2 separate regions of the Homo sapiens genome follow, and region 1 is linked to region 2. A link is an interaction called in ENCODE POLR2A ChIA-PET data of the cell type or tissue named here. Cell type or tissue: GM12878. All regions are shown on one strand.

The links. ChIA-PET counts read pairs that join two places held together with the same protein. Peaks named below come from ENCODE experiments on the same cell type or tissue, not always from the same donor. Only the 100,000 strongest peaks of a DNase experiment are listed, where the experiment ranks them.
Region 1: POLR2A ChIA-PET joins it to region 2 with 6 read pairs; 1 of 35 experiments calls an interaction of 5 or more read pairs at or near these places.

The regions. Positions count from the first base shown.
Region 1 is chr9:20,205,029-20,213,028 of GRCh38, reverse strand. It overlaps a transcript of SLC24A2 not described here. Among named protein-coding and RNA genes, the nearest start is that of MIR4473, 200 kb to the left of the region's middle. In GM12878, no CTCF peak of the experiment used is centred here; DNase peaks (open chromatin) are centred at 3,388 and 3,972.
Region 2 is chr9:20,721,704-20,729,703 of GRCh38, reverse strand. The region is part of intron 4 of FOCAD (focadhesin); the gene reads right to left. Among named protein-coding and RNA genes, the nearest start is that of MIR491, 9.6 kb to the right of the region's middle. In GM12878, no CTCF peak of the experiment used is centred here; a DNase peak (open chromatin) is centred at 3,791; H3K4me3 peaks cover 631 bases.

The DNA.
Region 1 (8,000 bases), 520 kb after region 2:
CACACCCTCCGTCAGGCCTCAGCATGTGTTGTTCCCGTCCCTGTGTCTATGTGTTCACATTTTCAACTCCCACTTATAAGTGAGAACATGTTGTATTTGGTTTTCTGTTCCTGCATTGAATTGCTGAGGATATTAATTTTTTAAACGGTGTGGTCAATGAGATTGATAAAATTTCTGTTTTTTGAAAACATTTGTATTTCAGTATACATATATATTTTTATAAATATGTATATTTACACATATTTTATATACATACTTGTTTTGTTATTGTTTCATGGGAACCAAAAATATTATACATAGGCTACAATGTTTCAGAGATACATCTATAGATAGTTAGTAAATCACTCATACTTATTGTTATCTTTCAGCTCTCTTATTTCCTTATTTATCCCTGGCGTTATTGATCTTTCTAAAACAGAGAGGGTTCTGGTTTATTTACCAATTCTATAATATATATACATAGTATAGATGGACATATGCCTCCCGAGTAGCTGGGATTACAGGTGAGTGCCACCACGCCCTGCTAATTTTTGTATTTTTAGTAGAGATGGGGTTTTACCATGTTGGCCAGGCTGGTCTCAAACTCCTGACCTCAAGTGATCTGTCCGCTTTGGCTTCCCAAAGTGCTGGGATTACAGGCACAAGCCATCATGCCTGGCCCCAATCCTATTTTATTTCTGTCACTTTCATCTCGGATTTTAAATTTTTTTTTCCTTTGTATATTTGGAAGCAGGTAGTTTTTGGTATATAAAATTTCTTAACTCACATCTTTGTTATAAATTGAACCACTTATTGTGAAATTATACTTTTTGTCTTGTGCCTATTGTCTTGAATTTTCCTTTTTACTGATATTAATATTTTGATATCTATTTTGGGAAGATGCATTTAATATTTTTGTGTCTTTTTATCACTTGTCATAGACAATCACTGAATGTTTAAAATTTATTTTGAATTCTTTTGTAATAGGGAAGTTCAACCCATTTATTGATATTTGATTTTATTTCTGATATATTAATTATTTTCTTTAGGTTTCCTTGTTATTTCCAGTCCCTCCCCCACACATATAAACTATAATTTATTGGCTTTTATCTTCTATAGTGCTCTAGAAAGTTCATTTTCTATCTTAATTTTATTTCTTTTTAAGTAAAAAATTGTTCTTTGACCAATACCTCTTTAATTATTAAAGTAAAAAACAAACACAAACACAAATATTTTGAGACTCCTTATTTAAGACATATAGTTTAATAGCCTTATAATTTTTTATGTTCCCTTTCCTCGTTAACAATTTTTGAAAATATAAATTGGGGGTTTAGTTCTAGATTCTTGTTATTGTTGCTAAAATTATTATTTTACACCTTATTTCTAATCTTTTAAGAATAATGTTTGACAGTTTTTGTTTTTGCAACCATATTTAGTACAATTACTATAGATTTACATACATGTCTAGCTGATTTCAATACTCCAAGTCTCTAAGTTTTGCAATTAACATGTATTATTATTGTTATTATTCTTTTTTGAGATGGAGTCTCGCTCTTCTTGCCCAGGCTGGAGTGCAATGGTGTGATCTCAGCTCACGGCAACCTCTGCCTCCTGGGTTCAAGCAATTCTCCTGCCTCAGCCGCCCTAGTAGCTGGGATTACAGGCATGTGCCACCATACCCAGCTAATTTTGTATTTTTAGTAGAGATGGCTTTTCTTCATGTTGATCAGGCTGGTCTTGAACTCCTGACCTCAGGTGATTCACCTGCCTTGGCCTCTCAAAGTGCTAGGATTACAGGTGTGAGCCACCGCGCCCGGCCAGCATGTATTATTTTTATAATTACAAAAACAAACAGATATTTTCCAGAAGATAGGAAAGACTAGTGCTAACACCAATCAGGATAGCAAATGCTTATTCAAACTTTGTCTCTTTTTTTTTTGCCATTAGCTCCAGCAGCTGTTTATCTGATATATGTTTAATGGCAATAATAAAAAGATCTTTTTTCCTCTTCTTTCTAATGCCAAAGGCAGTCTTGTCCTTCTAAAACCTAAAGTTCTGCCTATTCCGGAACACAGTCTAGATCCAAAAGGTTTATATTGACTGTTCAGACTAAGGTAGACCTGAAGCGGGCAGCAACAGCAGTGGGATTGTGATGATAATCACATGTCAAATTTCTCTTCCTCTCCCCTCTCCTTGCTTACAAGCCCCATCCCTTGGCACCGTTCACGTGCACAAGAACCTTCTGTGGCCGGGCGCGGTGGCTCACACCTGTAATCCCAGCACTATGGGAGGCTGAGGCCAGTGGATCATGAGGTCAGGAGATCCAGACCATCCTGGCTAATACGGTGAAACCCCGTCTCTACTAAAAATACAGAAAAAAAAAAAAAAAAAAAAAAAAAAAAAAAAAAAAAAGCCGGGCGTTGTGGCGGGCGCCTGTAGTCCCAGCTACTCGGGAGGCTGAGGCAGGAGAATGGCGTGAACCCGGGAGGCGGAGCTTGCAGTGAGCCGAGATCGCGCCACTACACTCCAGCCTGGGCGACAGAGCGAGATCTGTCTCAAAAAAAAACAAAAACAAAACCTTCTGCCTTCTGCATGATGATTTTGTCCATCTTTTCTTCTCCCTTTAAATGCTATTTAGCCAAATGTTTGTCTTTTGTCACTGCTTTCTACCACCTGACACATTTTATTTTATTATTTAAGAGCCATTTGCTTACTGTCAGAAATTACTTTTCTAGTTACCAGCACTTGCTTTAAATGTATGTGATGTTAGTTTAAGCTGTAACTCTGGGAGGCCACCTGCTTCTCTGCCATCCTGCCAGGTGCTGGGTCTGGGTGTGTAGGTGCGGGTGTTAAACCTGTCCCCCAAAGAAAACCACAGCAGGTCTTTTATCCCTTTTAAAGCCCACCACAGTGGGCTTGTTCATCCTGTGTGAATGTAAACTTCAGAGAACTTGGTTCGTGGAATTCAGGAAGAAATAACACTTGCTAGAAACCCCTGACAATGAACTCTTCACAAGACCCCTTCAATTAAGCTGTCTGCAGGTTTTAAAAAGTGTTTCAAGGTTCTAACTACTTTCTTTCACTTGAGGTATTGAGAGATACCTATGAAAGGCCTTATGATCAAGGTCAAGAAGGATGGTGTTATTCTAGTTATTTCATATTTCAGGCGTACTTAAACCAAATGTATACTTTTGAAAGTCTTTCTTATTTTTTACCAAGCACAATCTTGATGTGGTTTCTATTGATTCCTGTTCCACTGTGGATTAGGTAAGAAAGAGCCACTTTTCTTTCATGGACACATTTGACTTTGAGGGGGTTTGTGGTCGGAAAAATATCAAAGTCTGTGATTACTTCATGCTTTACCCAGTCTTAGGGTGAGTGTGGCTGGCGTTTGGTTTCAAGGCGTTGCTGGATGTTAAATGAGGACTTGTGAAAGCTCTCAGGTCTGAATGGGGATTCAAGAGCCCCCAGTCTGGGGGTGTTGGTGAGTGACAGGATGAGAGAACTGCTATTCTCAAAACTGCAGTGTCTGTTCAGAGTAGTAAAGGAAGCAGTTGGCAAATTCGGGGAAGAGAGCTTGTTTAGCACTGTGTTTCAGATTTTAATAGAGAGGGGTTTCTTAGAATATTTTTACAGGACACAGAGGTTATGAGCAATAAGGAAGGGAAATAAAAAACCAAGTAGTTTTCTTGCATGGCTGTTTGGCTAGAATTTCATAAAATGAATGTTATCTGCAAGAAGACTAAAAACAGGGTGATTCATTACAGAAACTGTGTCCTTAACATGCTAATCAAGTAGTTACATATGGGAATAAAACAGTCAGTTAAGCTGGTCTTGAAGCCTGACTGATTTGAGACCTGGAAATGCTCTTGGCTGATTGACTGGTGTGAGCAATCATAATAGTAATAGGTAACATTTAATGAATGCTTTGCTAAGCCTTGAGTTACATCATCACATTTAATGCTCACAGCAGTCTATGAAACAGATACTACTTATGTCTCCATTTTACAGAGAGGGCATATGAGTGACAAGGTAAATAAGTTAACTGGGATCACAGAGCTAGTAAGCAGTTGAGCCGTAGTTTGAACTGAGGCACTGCACCTTAGTTACTCAACTAGATCCACGTTGCTGACTGGCCAGATCCACTTCCTTGCTCCCCATGTCCAACAAACCAGCTGAAGAAATCTACAGAGCTTTGTTAATATTCCTCCTGTTTCTGGAGGCAGCCATTAAGGAGGAGTAGGTCCCAGCTCCAGAACGGGTTTTCCCGTAACACGGTCATGACTCTCTTGAGTTATGTTTCAGCTTCTGGGCAGTAGCCTAGATGGGGGTCTATCTACTCGTTCTGGAAACAACCATAGCTGGGCTATTTTTTCCTTTATTTATGGGTCATGAGCACTGCCAGCAAATTTCTCTGAGGGGTGCATTTAAATATGCCACATTTGTATTACTGTATGTGTATGCTGGGTGAAACATTTATGATAAATCAAGGTTTTAGGTGCCCTATGGGAAAAGCACTGATGGAGAAATACATCTGAAGAAAACTTTTCTCTTAGCAGTAGTTACTTGAGGAAACAGTCTCCATTTATCTTTAGAGGCTTATGTGCAATGAATACAGACCACCCGGAATCATGGTTCTGCATATCAGAAGAGGAAAATGAAGCACTTAAGCTTAGCTCTGGGCTGCTTCAGCCTTCGCCGTGCTATGCGAGCCCCTCTCCCATTCCTCTAGCCCTTGCTCTCTCCAGTTTTCAAGCCTGGTAAAGCTGGCAAATGCCTGCTTTCCTGTGAAGACTTCTACCCCAGCCACGTTAACCTGCTTGGAATGCTCGTCTCAGCATTTTCCCTGTGGTTAACACCCACATGTGCCTACCCACCTGCACACATTTCCTAAGGGGTACCATTTCTGATCCCTTTTCCTTCCCTGATAATGATGTATCACTATTTTTCCTTCCCAATCTTGCTGACCATTTACACTTACATACTTACTTGTGTGATATTTGTTTAATGCCTGTCTCCTTTACAAGTCTTTAAGTCCATTGAAGGCAGAGGTTCTGTTTGTGTCTTGAATAAGTGTCTTGCTAGACATAGGTGTTCTAAATATTGAAGGAATGTGCTTCTCCTCTTTAATTATTAAAGTAAAAAATAAACACAAACTCTGTAGAAACTTGTGCATGTAGCTTGTTTATTATTTTCTGCCATTTATAGATCCCCCTCTCCCCCACTGGACCATAAGCTCACTGACATAAATATTTGTTATCCCCAGTGCCCATTGTAGTGGCTAACACATGTAAGTGTTCAATGAAAGTGAATGAAGTTGAATGGCCCTGGGTGACTTATACCTCAGATTTAACATCATGGATATAAAGCATTTCAGTTCAGTCTAACATTTAAAGCACCCATTAAGTGTCAGACTCTATGCATAGTACTAAGGATACAAAAAGGTGTGAGACAGTCTAGAAAGGAAGACAGATATAGAAAGATAATTATAGACAAATTGTTGCAGTGCAATGAAAAAGATATGGATAGAGTATTACAGGAGACAGTGAATAGAGTTGCCTCATTTCTTAGCCTAATTTTAATCTTAAAGGTTCAGAATTAGACCTGTATAGAGTGTGTGAGTGAATGAACTCTGAGTACTAAGGACAAAGATCAAGAGTGTGATTTAGTAGCAGTCTGATGCTGCTGAATCATGAGGCATGAGGCAAGGAGTAGTGGTCGTGAGGCTACAGGGGTAAGCCATAGATAAGCTTAAAAGGCATGTGAAAGAATTGTGATCTTTCCTTTATGTTTTTCTCTACAACCTGGTCATTGTAATTGCTGGAATTTTTCTTGGCTGTTTCAGAATGCAAGAAAATTTCAGATACTAAAGTCTGCATTATAGAATGAAAGAAAATTTCAGGTACTAAAGTTGAAAGATTCATTCATTCATTCCTATTTATTCCTTCAGTGAATGTTACTCAGTATTTACTAAATACTAGGTACTGAAGATGGTTACAGGTTCAATGAAAATTCAGTGTTTACCCTCAAGGAGTTTAATCATGTGAGGGGGGTAAATATGGAGTAAGTATAATGGCATAATGGCATAAGTCAACAGTTCTCAAATACTTTGGCCTTAGGACTTCTTTATTCATTGGAATATTATGAAGATCCGTAACCGCCCCCCCCAACTTAGTTTTTTTTTTATGAGGGTTATATATCATCAGTTTTTGTTATGTTAGAACTTAAAACAGAAATTTAAAAAAGATTTATTAATTAAAAGTAATAAAGCGGCCAGGCGAAGTGGCTCACGCCTGTAATCCCAGCACTTTGGGAGGCTGAGGCGAGCAGATCATGAGGCAGGAGTTCGAGACCAGCATGACCAACATGGTGAAACCCCGTCTCTACTAAAAATACAAAAATTAGCTGGGTGCAAGCCTGTAATCCCAGCTACTCAGGAGTCTGAGGCAGGAAAATCACTTGAACCTGGGAGGCAGAGGTTGCAGTGAGCCGAGATTGTGCCACTGCACTCCAGCCTGGGCGACAGAGCGAGACACCATCTCAAAATAATAATAATATAATAATAATAAACCAATTATGTATTAATGTAACTTTTTTTGGGAAAATTACTGCATCTTACCGTTATTTTTCTTTCACAAAAAAATTCATGAGAATAGTGCCATTGTTTTACATTTTTGCAAGTCTCTACGTCTGGCTTAATAGGTGTTGAATTCTCATATCTGCTTCTGCATTCACTCTCCTGTAATATGCTCTTTTGATTTAACTACATGTAGAAAATCCAGCCTGACACAGTTATGTAGTTAAAATGGGGAGATTATTTTAATATAGACTTTTCAGATAATTGTGTATATTCTTTGACATGATGCCAAAACTTGACAAGTGGTAGTTTCTTAAAAGTTAGTTGTAATGGGGAATCTAAAACCAATCAATAAACTTTTTATACTCTGTCACATAAAAATTTATTGGTCTATCTTATACTCTGAATGGATTTATTAACCAGACATGATTTTGTAACATTAGGTATTAGTCATTTGGAAAACATTGGTTCACCGAGTGAACCACAGATGCATTTCATTATAAAACATGAAGTCATGATATAAATACAGTATAAATATAATAACAATAAAAATCAGATAATTCATTAATATCATTGTCGACTTCATCAGAAGAGGCTTTAAGCACTGAGAAGCTGTCATGGTCATGGTGATGAGTTTTCCAAAATTCTAGCTTGTGCTTGAAAGTTTAACTTTCATAACTGATAGCAAATAGTGTCAGTTGTTTTCTTTAACATGTCAGTCTCACTTCGGTCATCTTCCAGAAAATATCTGCTAAATACCTAAATCTGAATAACCTGAGGTAAACGTTTTTTTGTTTGTTTTTTTTTTTTTTTTTTTTTTTTTAGATGGAGTCTCACTCTGTTACCCAGCCTGGAGTGCAGTGGTGTGATCTTGGCTCACTGCAAGCTCTGCCTCCTGGGTTCACACCAATCTCCTGCCTCAGCCTCCTGAGTAGCTAGGACTACAGGAGCCTGCCACCACGACTGGTTAATTTTTTTTTGTATTTTTAGTAGAGACGGTGTTTCACTGTATTAACCAGGATGGTCTCGATCTCCTGACCTTGTAATCCGCCTGCCTCGGCCTCCCAAAGTGCTGAGATTACAGGTGTAAACCATTGCGCCCGGCCTAACCTTAGTTTTTATGTAAGTCATTCTTTCACATAAAAGATGGCATTCCATGAAAAGATTGAGTAGTTCAGCTTGCAATTCAATCATGCAGATACTTTTCTTCAAGACATCCAGGAAAAAAAACCCATCATGCTTCAATAGGGAGAAATGCTTTGCGTGTACTCCCCATTTTCTCATACAGTTTTTTAAAAAGTGTGTTTATTAAGAATTCAACAAGTTATTTTGAACGTGGCAATGCTGTGAATTCTTTTACTGACTTTTCATCCTGCAGGCATTCAGCAATTCAACTGAAGGGTCGTGTTTAAAAAAAATTATACTTTTGGCTGGGTGCAGTGGC
Region 2 (8,000 bases):
AGAGGACTCCTCAGGAATAGCATTCCAGTCTCCTCTCTGTTTTGGAAATTACCACACCCTCTGCATTCATATGGTTACTGTATAAGTGATCCTAGCACACATATGCTCACACAATCAAGACACAGTGAGCAGAAAGTTAAATTGTGTCCCCCCAAAAGATACATCTAAATCCCAACCCCCAGTACCTATGAATGTGACCTTATATGGAAATAGGGTCTTTGTAGATATAATTAAATTAAGTATCTTGGGATGAGATCATCCTAGGTGGGTCGTAAATCCAATAACCGGTATCCTTATAGAGAAAGTACAGGGATACTGTATTGGAGACAAAGAGATATACAGGTAAGTCAGCCATGAGCATACAGAGGCAGAGACTGAAGTTACAAGGCCACAAGGCAAGGAATGTCAAAGGTTTCCATCAACCACCAGAAGCTAGTAGAAAGGCATAGAACAGATTCCCCCACAGAGCCTCCAGAAGGAATCAGTCCTGCTGACACCTTGGTTTTTGGCTGCAAGGCATCATGAAATCATGAAATAATAAATTTCTGTTGTCTTAAGCCACCAAGTTTATCATCTTGTGTTAGAGTAGCCCTAGAAAACTAACACTTGGCAGAGCTGACTGATCCAGCTCCAGGTCCCACCATTGGAAATCTGTAATTGTGGCCAGGAAATTCCAATCTCAGTCTGGCTGCCTCATATACAAGAGATGTTAAGCCAGGGGCAGGTGGTGCCCTGTGAACTAGGAGGCAGAGAAAGTCTGCAGGAAGAAAGAAGAACAAAACACACAGTTTATATCCCATTTGTTTCTGAGGCCTAGGTGCATATTTATTCTTGGGTCCTATGAGATACATACTCCTTTATCAAAAAAATTAATCCATTTTTGCTCATACTAGTTCAAGTGGATTTCTGTAACTGGTAGCCCAAAGAGACCTAATCCACACAGGAAACTGCTGCCAAAAGTCTACAATAAAGATCAGCTGGAATAAGTCCTTTCTTGGGCAGGTGCCAGGAAAAGATGAATTTACTCAAGAACCCTTAAAGAGAGCAAAGGAAACTTCAAAACTAAGCCACAAGCACAGTAGCAAGAGACAATGCAAAAAGGTGCCACAATTTTCACTAGGCATAAGAGCCAAGACCCACCTCTCATACAGACTAAGTATCCCTAATCAACAAATCCAAAATCCTAAATGCTCCAAAATCCTAAATTTTGTGAGCACTGATGTGACACCACAAGTTGAAAATTCCACACCTGAAGCCATGTGACAGGCTACAGACAAAATACAGTTAAAACTTTGTTTCATGCACAAAGTTATTTAAAATATTGTACAAAATTACCTTCAGGCTATCTGTATAAGGTGTACATGAAATATAAATGAATTTTGTGTTTAGACTTGGGTCTATCCAAGATATCTCTTTATATATATGCAAATATCCCAAAATCCAAAAAACATAAAATCTGAAACACTTCTGGTCCCAAGCATTTCAGACAGGGGATAGTTAGCCTATAATGAGAGGGAGTATGGGTCAATTATGACGTTGAAGATTCAAAAAAAATTTTTTTTTAATTTTTAGTCAAGCTCTACCAACTACACTAACTAGAAAACACTCAGGCAGACTGTTTTTGCTAGGTTAATATGGCATAATTACTACTGTGTATATGAATAACATGTATCAGATTCCCTTTGGGAATTATTTCATTACAACACTAAACACTGCTCACGTATGCTGGGTCTCTTTTTCAAAGACTACAAATAATGCTTGATTCTTTGCTTTCAAAATATACCAAACATGAGGTACAAGACTGTACCCATATTTGACCAGGGGTAGAATTAAAAGGGTTTGGGTTTGGGTTGAAGAGAATGACATAACATCCCAAGAGGGATGCATCCCTAGGTGTCATGGGAACAAATGTGGCCAAGTCCCTTTTTAACTGGAAAGGATTTCAGACCCCTGAACAAGATAATTCATCAGTCTTAAGCATAGTAAGTCATCAGCAAACAAGAGAATGATAAACACTAGAAAAATAATCAAATCATTGTCTAAATTCATTATAAAACTATATGAGAAAACTATAAAACTATATGAAAGAGATAAACAGAGACAAGAAGACACGGACAAAATAAACAGTTCTGAGAAATCCATGCTTAAATGAATGACCAAAAAAATGCTTCTTTAAAATAAAATCTAAGAGATGTAATGTTACTGAGCTTTTGCCTAACAAAGTTCTGTGCACTCATTTGTCTTCCATGTACCAAAAATGGCCTGATTTCTTCTGAAGCATTTTTCCATTATAAAAGTAACATGTGTTCAGTAGCCACTGTTCTTAAATCACCTAGAAACATCTTAGCATAAATACATGACTCTACAATGGAAGATTTTGTGACAAAGCCTTCAACCAGATCAACTAACTTAAAAAGAAATAGGGCAGAATGTGCTAGATCAGAAAAGTGGCTGGAACCACTTTTCTGATTAGGAACTGAAAGTTGAGAGAAATTCTGGGATTTTCAAGGGGGAAAAAAAAGGATTGGGGAACAAAAGGAAGGAGAACATCTAGAAACAAGCTAATAAGCTTAAAAGGAATATTTAAAAGACAAGATGGGAAACAGACATGGACTAGCAACTCTGTCACTCTCTACTAAAAGTTAAATAAGCCATAATATCAATATAAATATAAACCTTGAAACCACATCAAATTCAGATAGTAATGCTCTGACACCCCAGCTGCAGATTAAAATGTGCTGTCTTCCCTAAACCTTGGAGGAAACCTCATAAAGGCATCCTTCCTTGGTTCTTCTTCTCCTGCCAAATAAAATAAAGAGAAAGAAGCTAAATAATACAGAAAAGCTTCAATAATGTAACAAGATATGAATACAGTTGCTAGCCATTTCCTACATAACAAAGCAATTAAGTTTCCCAAGGAACAGGGTCATCAATAAAAGAGAAGACCCTGAGAGACAAGAATTTTCTCCATAAATCATCCTAAATCTTAACTCCAAATGATTCTCAGAATCATTTTTAACCACTGAACCTTCATCAGCCCATGATCAAAGACTCACTGAATCCAACAGCTTTACTTAGGACCCACTACAAGAATTTTTAATATCCTATGCTAAATTTCATTAAAAGGTAGACTTTAGAAGTCTCAGAAAATACACTTTAATACACTTTATATTCCCAAATACCTCGAATGCAGGTCCCTTCCCTGTCTGAGAGCACAAAAGGCATACAAATCAAGTGCTAGCCTGGTTTATCCAGAGTATAACCTTCTTACCAAGCACATTAAGACAAGAAATGGGGGAAGCAGTTGAGCTGAAATTACAGGCTGTCATGACACCTCAGTATCAAAACTGAATACCTGGTTCCGCAGGAGAGCAAGATTTTTTATTCACAATCCTGTTACTAAGCAACTGTAACAATGGTTGCATGAGCCTTCTAGAAGCCAGCACAGTTAAGGGGAAAAAAATTCTAAGGAAAGAAAAATGGTTTGGGACTCTATTCCAGGATACAGTCAATGTAAAGACAAAAACAAACAAAACCAAAAACAATCTAAACTCAAAACAATTCCTGAAAGGTGTACAAAACTATATGCTGCTATATATCTTTCACTTTATTTTCAGTTTCATTTCATTTCAAAATTCACATTCGACTGGTGATAATGATTTCCTTACTGTGTTTCTTTTGTGGTCCCCTTCTTTCCTTCACCCTCCCTAGGGAATAATTTTTTTTCAAATTTCCTTACTGATGAAAAGAACATTTTAGAGCTCTTAAATCCATTTCTTTGTTTACAGAAGCTATAAAAACGAGTTTACAATTGTTTCATGTTGCCTCAGCTTTGAACAGAGAACACTCTAGGACATGAAACTATTCCTTTGAAGAGAACAGTCTCTCAAGCACAGCCAGACCCTTTCCCAGCCACTCCCTGAAGTTTAGACAACCAGATCATTGCAAATGTCAAGTCTTTTTCAAAGTTAGACTATACAATGTAACCCGCTCTAAGCCACTGTTTCTCAAATTGTGGGCTTGGATTCAGGTGGGAGGCGGGCTTCCATACGTGTTCCAAAGGAATTTTATAGACTAGACTTACAAAGGATGAAGGAGCAAGTTATAAGGCTGGAAGAGATGGGCACATCTACTTTTCCTTCCATCTTTCTTTCACGCTTTCAAAATCTGCTCTAAATGCTGAAAAAATTCAATAAGCTACATTCTCTAAACATCTATTCTATAGAAGGCTGTTTCTCACTATTGGCTTTTTCTATCCACCCCCCTCTCTCTTTCTCAGTTCCTGAAGGATAGTAGGCTAGAAGATAAATAGGCAAGATGGAAAGATAAAATTTTAGAATCATTTTTCTAAAGCAAAGATAAGCAATCATGGTGTGTCTCAGTTCCCAAAGTGCCTTTAGATTCCAATAAACCTCTAATTAAAGAGAAGGCAGAGACAAGTAGAAATTTAAATAATGGAAACTGAAGACCCAAACTGTCTCACCCAAAGTCATTCCCTGCATTTTACTGATTGATTGAGTGATTGATTGATTGAGACGGAGTCTCACTCTGTTGTCCAGGCTGGAGTGCAGTAGTGCGATCTTGGCTCAATGCTACCTCTGCTTCCAGGTTCAAGCAATTCTCCTGCCTCAGCCTCCTGCGTAGCTGGGACTATAGGCATGTGTCACCAAGCCCAGCTAATTTTTTTTGTATTTTTAGTTAGAGACAGGGTTACACTTTGTTGGCCAAGCTGGTCTCCAACTCCTGACCTCAAGCGATGTACCTGCCTCAGCCTCCCAAAGTGCTGGGATTACGGGCATGAGCCACCACGCCTGGCCCATTCTTGCCTTTAAGTCCCAAAGACACAGATGGTTTTCTGTCTCAGAAGATTCCCTGAGGTTCATTTTGGAGGAGGAGGCTATTTGAGTGTCTTGTTTTTAATTAGCTTGTTTCTTAAAATGGATTCTCATTTTGTTGGGGTTTTTTTTTTGTAAACATAAACGGTACAAAGTATAGTCTTCGTATTCACTACACACCGCAAAGTTCTGCTACTTGAAATAAAGCAAATGAAGAAAATTACGTTTTCTGACATAAAAATAATTATTATATCCACTGGCAACAATAAGGAAAACTTAGCACTTATATATTTTATGATCAAATTGATTCAAAAATTAAATTGGTTAGCTTCAGCATCTATTCTGTCTATATCTCCCTGTGGATGACAATTTAGACAATATGAACATTCTCAGATAAGAAATCTTGTTTAAAATGTCCAGCATCCTTCCACTGTTAAAACTCCTATATTTGCTTATTATAAAATTCAAGGCTTTCTTCCACATGTTGGCCAAATAGCCAAAGAACCTTAAAAATTTATGGCCACCTATATGTATAAGATTAAGGACTGAAACACTATCTATTGTAAAAGATTAGAAATAATAGGAAATTGATAAATTATGGCTCATCCACACAATGGAATATTATGCAGCTAGAAAAAAAATAGAAAGCTGTTTATATATTTTATAGAATGAGTTCTGAAATGGTTTGGATGTTTGTCCCCTCCAAATCTTATGTTGACATATGATTCTAAATGTTGGAGATGAGGCCTGGTAGGGGGTGAATGAATTACGGGAGGCAGATCCCTTATGAATGATTTACTACCATCCCCTTGGTGACAAGTGAGTTCTTGCTCAGTTAGTTCACATGAGATCTGGTTATTTAAAAGAATCTTGGACCTCCCCCTCTCTCTCTTGCTCCTGGCTCTTGCCATGTGACATGCCTGCTCCCTCTTTGCCTTCCACCGTGACTGTAAGCTTCCTGAAGCCCTTGCCAGAAGCAGATACTGGCACCATGCTTCCTGTACAGCCTGTAGAACTGTAAGCCAAAATAAACCACTTTTCTTTATAAATTACCCAGCCTTAGGTATTTCTTTATAGCAATGCAAGAACAGCCTAATACAAGCTCCAAGATATATTTTTTCACTGAAAATGCAAACTAAAGAATACTATGTAATAGGCTACTATTTCTGTTTGTTAAGGAAGGAAAATATACATGTAAATACACATACATACAAATTTTCTATTATATATTACATAGAATATAATAAGACCTACTAACAGTTTGTCTTCCACAGGGGGGATAAAACACAGATACTGGGATAGGACAGAGGCTTTGCCTAAAATATCCAATGTGAATATATTATCTATTCAAAAAAACACACTACTTTTCTCTTTTGAGACCAAGTCTCGCTCTGTCACCCAGGCTGGAGTGCAGTGGTGCAATTTCAGCTTCAGCTCGCTGCAAGATCCGCCTCCCGGGTTCGAGTGATTCTCCTGCCTCAGCCTCCCGAGTAGCTGGGATTACAGGCATAAGTCACCACGCCCGGCTAATTTTTGTATTTTTAGTAGAGACAGGGTTTCACCATGTTGGCCAGGCTGGTCTCGAACTCCTGACCTCAAGTGATTCGCCTGCCTCGGCCTGCCGAAGTATTGGGATTACGGGCATGAGTCACCGCACCTCACCCAAAAAACACATTTTTAAATTTAAAAATAACCAAGGTTACCCACAAATTATAATATGCAGAGATGACAGGATAATTCACTATCTGCAAAGCTTATACTTTGCAATTTACAATAGGGAGGAAGAATTAATACTGATGTGTGAATGATACCTCACACCAGCATAATTTTCTAAGATTATCTTCTAGAATTAAAGGTATAATCTAACCTGCTCTAATTACACCTCAAATACACAGAAGATACTACATTGGCCCCATGAGCTGCTGATACTTTAACTTTTGAATATAAATAGTACAACTACACAATGCAATTACATTTTACATTTGCAGATTTTTAAGGCATTTGAAAATATGTGGGGTGGGGGGCAAAAAATACCATCCCTGCATTTCACAAATAAAAAAGGTAAGGTAAAATCTAGGTGGCTTGCACAAGATCAACCAATAAATGAGAAAACAAGAGACACATAAAAATCTTAACTTTTCAAAATTCTCCTCAAAACTACTTTTTTAATTGGTATACAATAGAATTATTCTAAAATTTTTGTGTTTATATGCGTGTATGTGAATGCGTGTAGAAACAGAAAGAGAGAAAGTAGTAAGTTTTCAGTCATGATCAAACCTTCACTTATTCAGAAATATCTGGGCATCTACTAAGTGTCAGAGAGAGTGCCAGATACCAAAATACAGGTTTAAAAATAACACACATAGGCACATACTGTGAAACAACAATTAGCGCAGCAGAGAAGTGGGAAGTGTCTGGACAGGAAAGAGGACATCTGAGCACAGCCTGAAAGGATAACAAAGATGATGTCAGACAGAGAAGGGGAAGGAGCATGCCATGCTGGTGTGGAACACACACAAGGGCTCAGGAAGACTGAAGAGTTGTGGATGTCTAGAGAAGAGGGTTCATGGGGGGAAACATAACTTGAACAGAAGGCTGGATCTAGTTTGGGAAGGGCTTTTCCTTTTGCAACCACAGACTGCAAAAGGAAAAGAAAAACCAAGCCAGGCATGCTGGCACACATTTGTAGTCCCAGCTACTTAGGAGGCTGAGGCGGGAGGACTACTTGAGCCCAGTAGTTTGAGGCTTGAGTGAGCTACAATAATGCCCAGGCAGCATAGCAAGACCCAGTCAGAAAGGAAACAGAGAAAGAAAGAGAGAAAGAGAGAGAGAGGGAGAAGGAAAGAAGGAAGGAAGGAAGGAAGGGAGGGAGGGAGGGAGGGAGGGAAGGAGGGGAGAAAAAAGAAGGGAGGGGAGGGGAAGGGAGAGGAAGGGGAGGGGAGAGGAAGGGGAAGGAAAAGGAAAGGGAGGGGAGGGGGAGGAAGGGGAGGGGAGGGGAAGGCAGGGCAGAACAGGGCAAAATTAAGACCAAGGTGCCAAAAAGACACAAAGAAATGATCTAAGGAAACAGGAAACGATTTATAAAGAAAGGTTAAAAGGCTAGGGGTTATTTAACCTAATCAACTTCAAGCCCAGGAATCTTTCCACAAATTTTTGTTGTTGTTG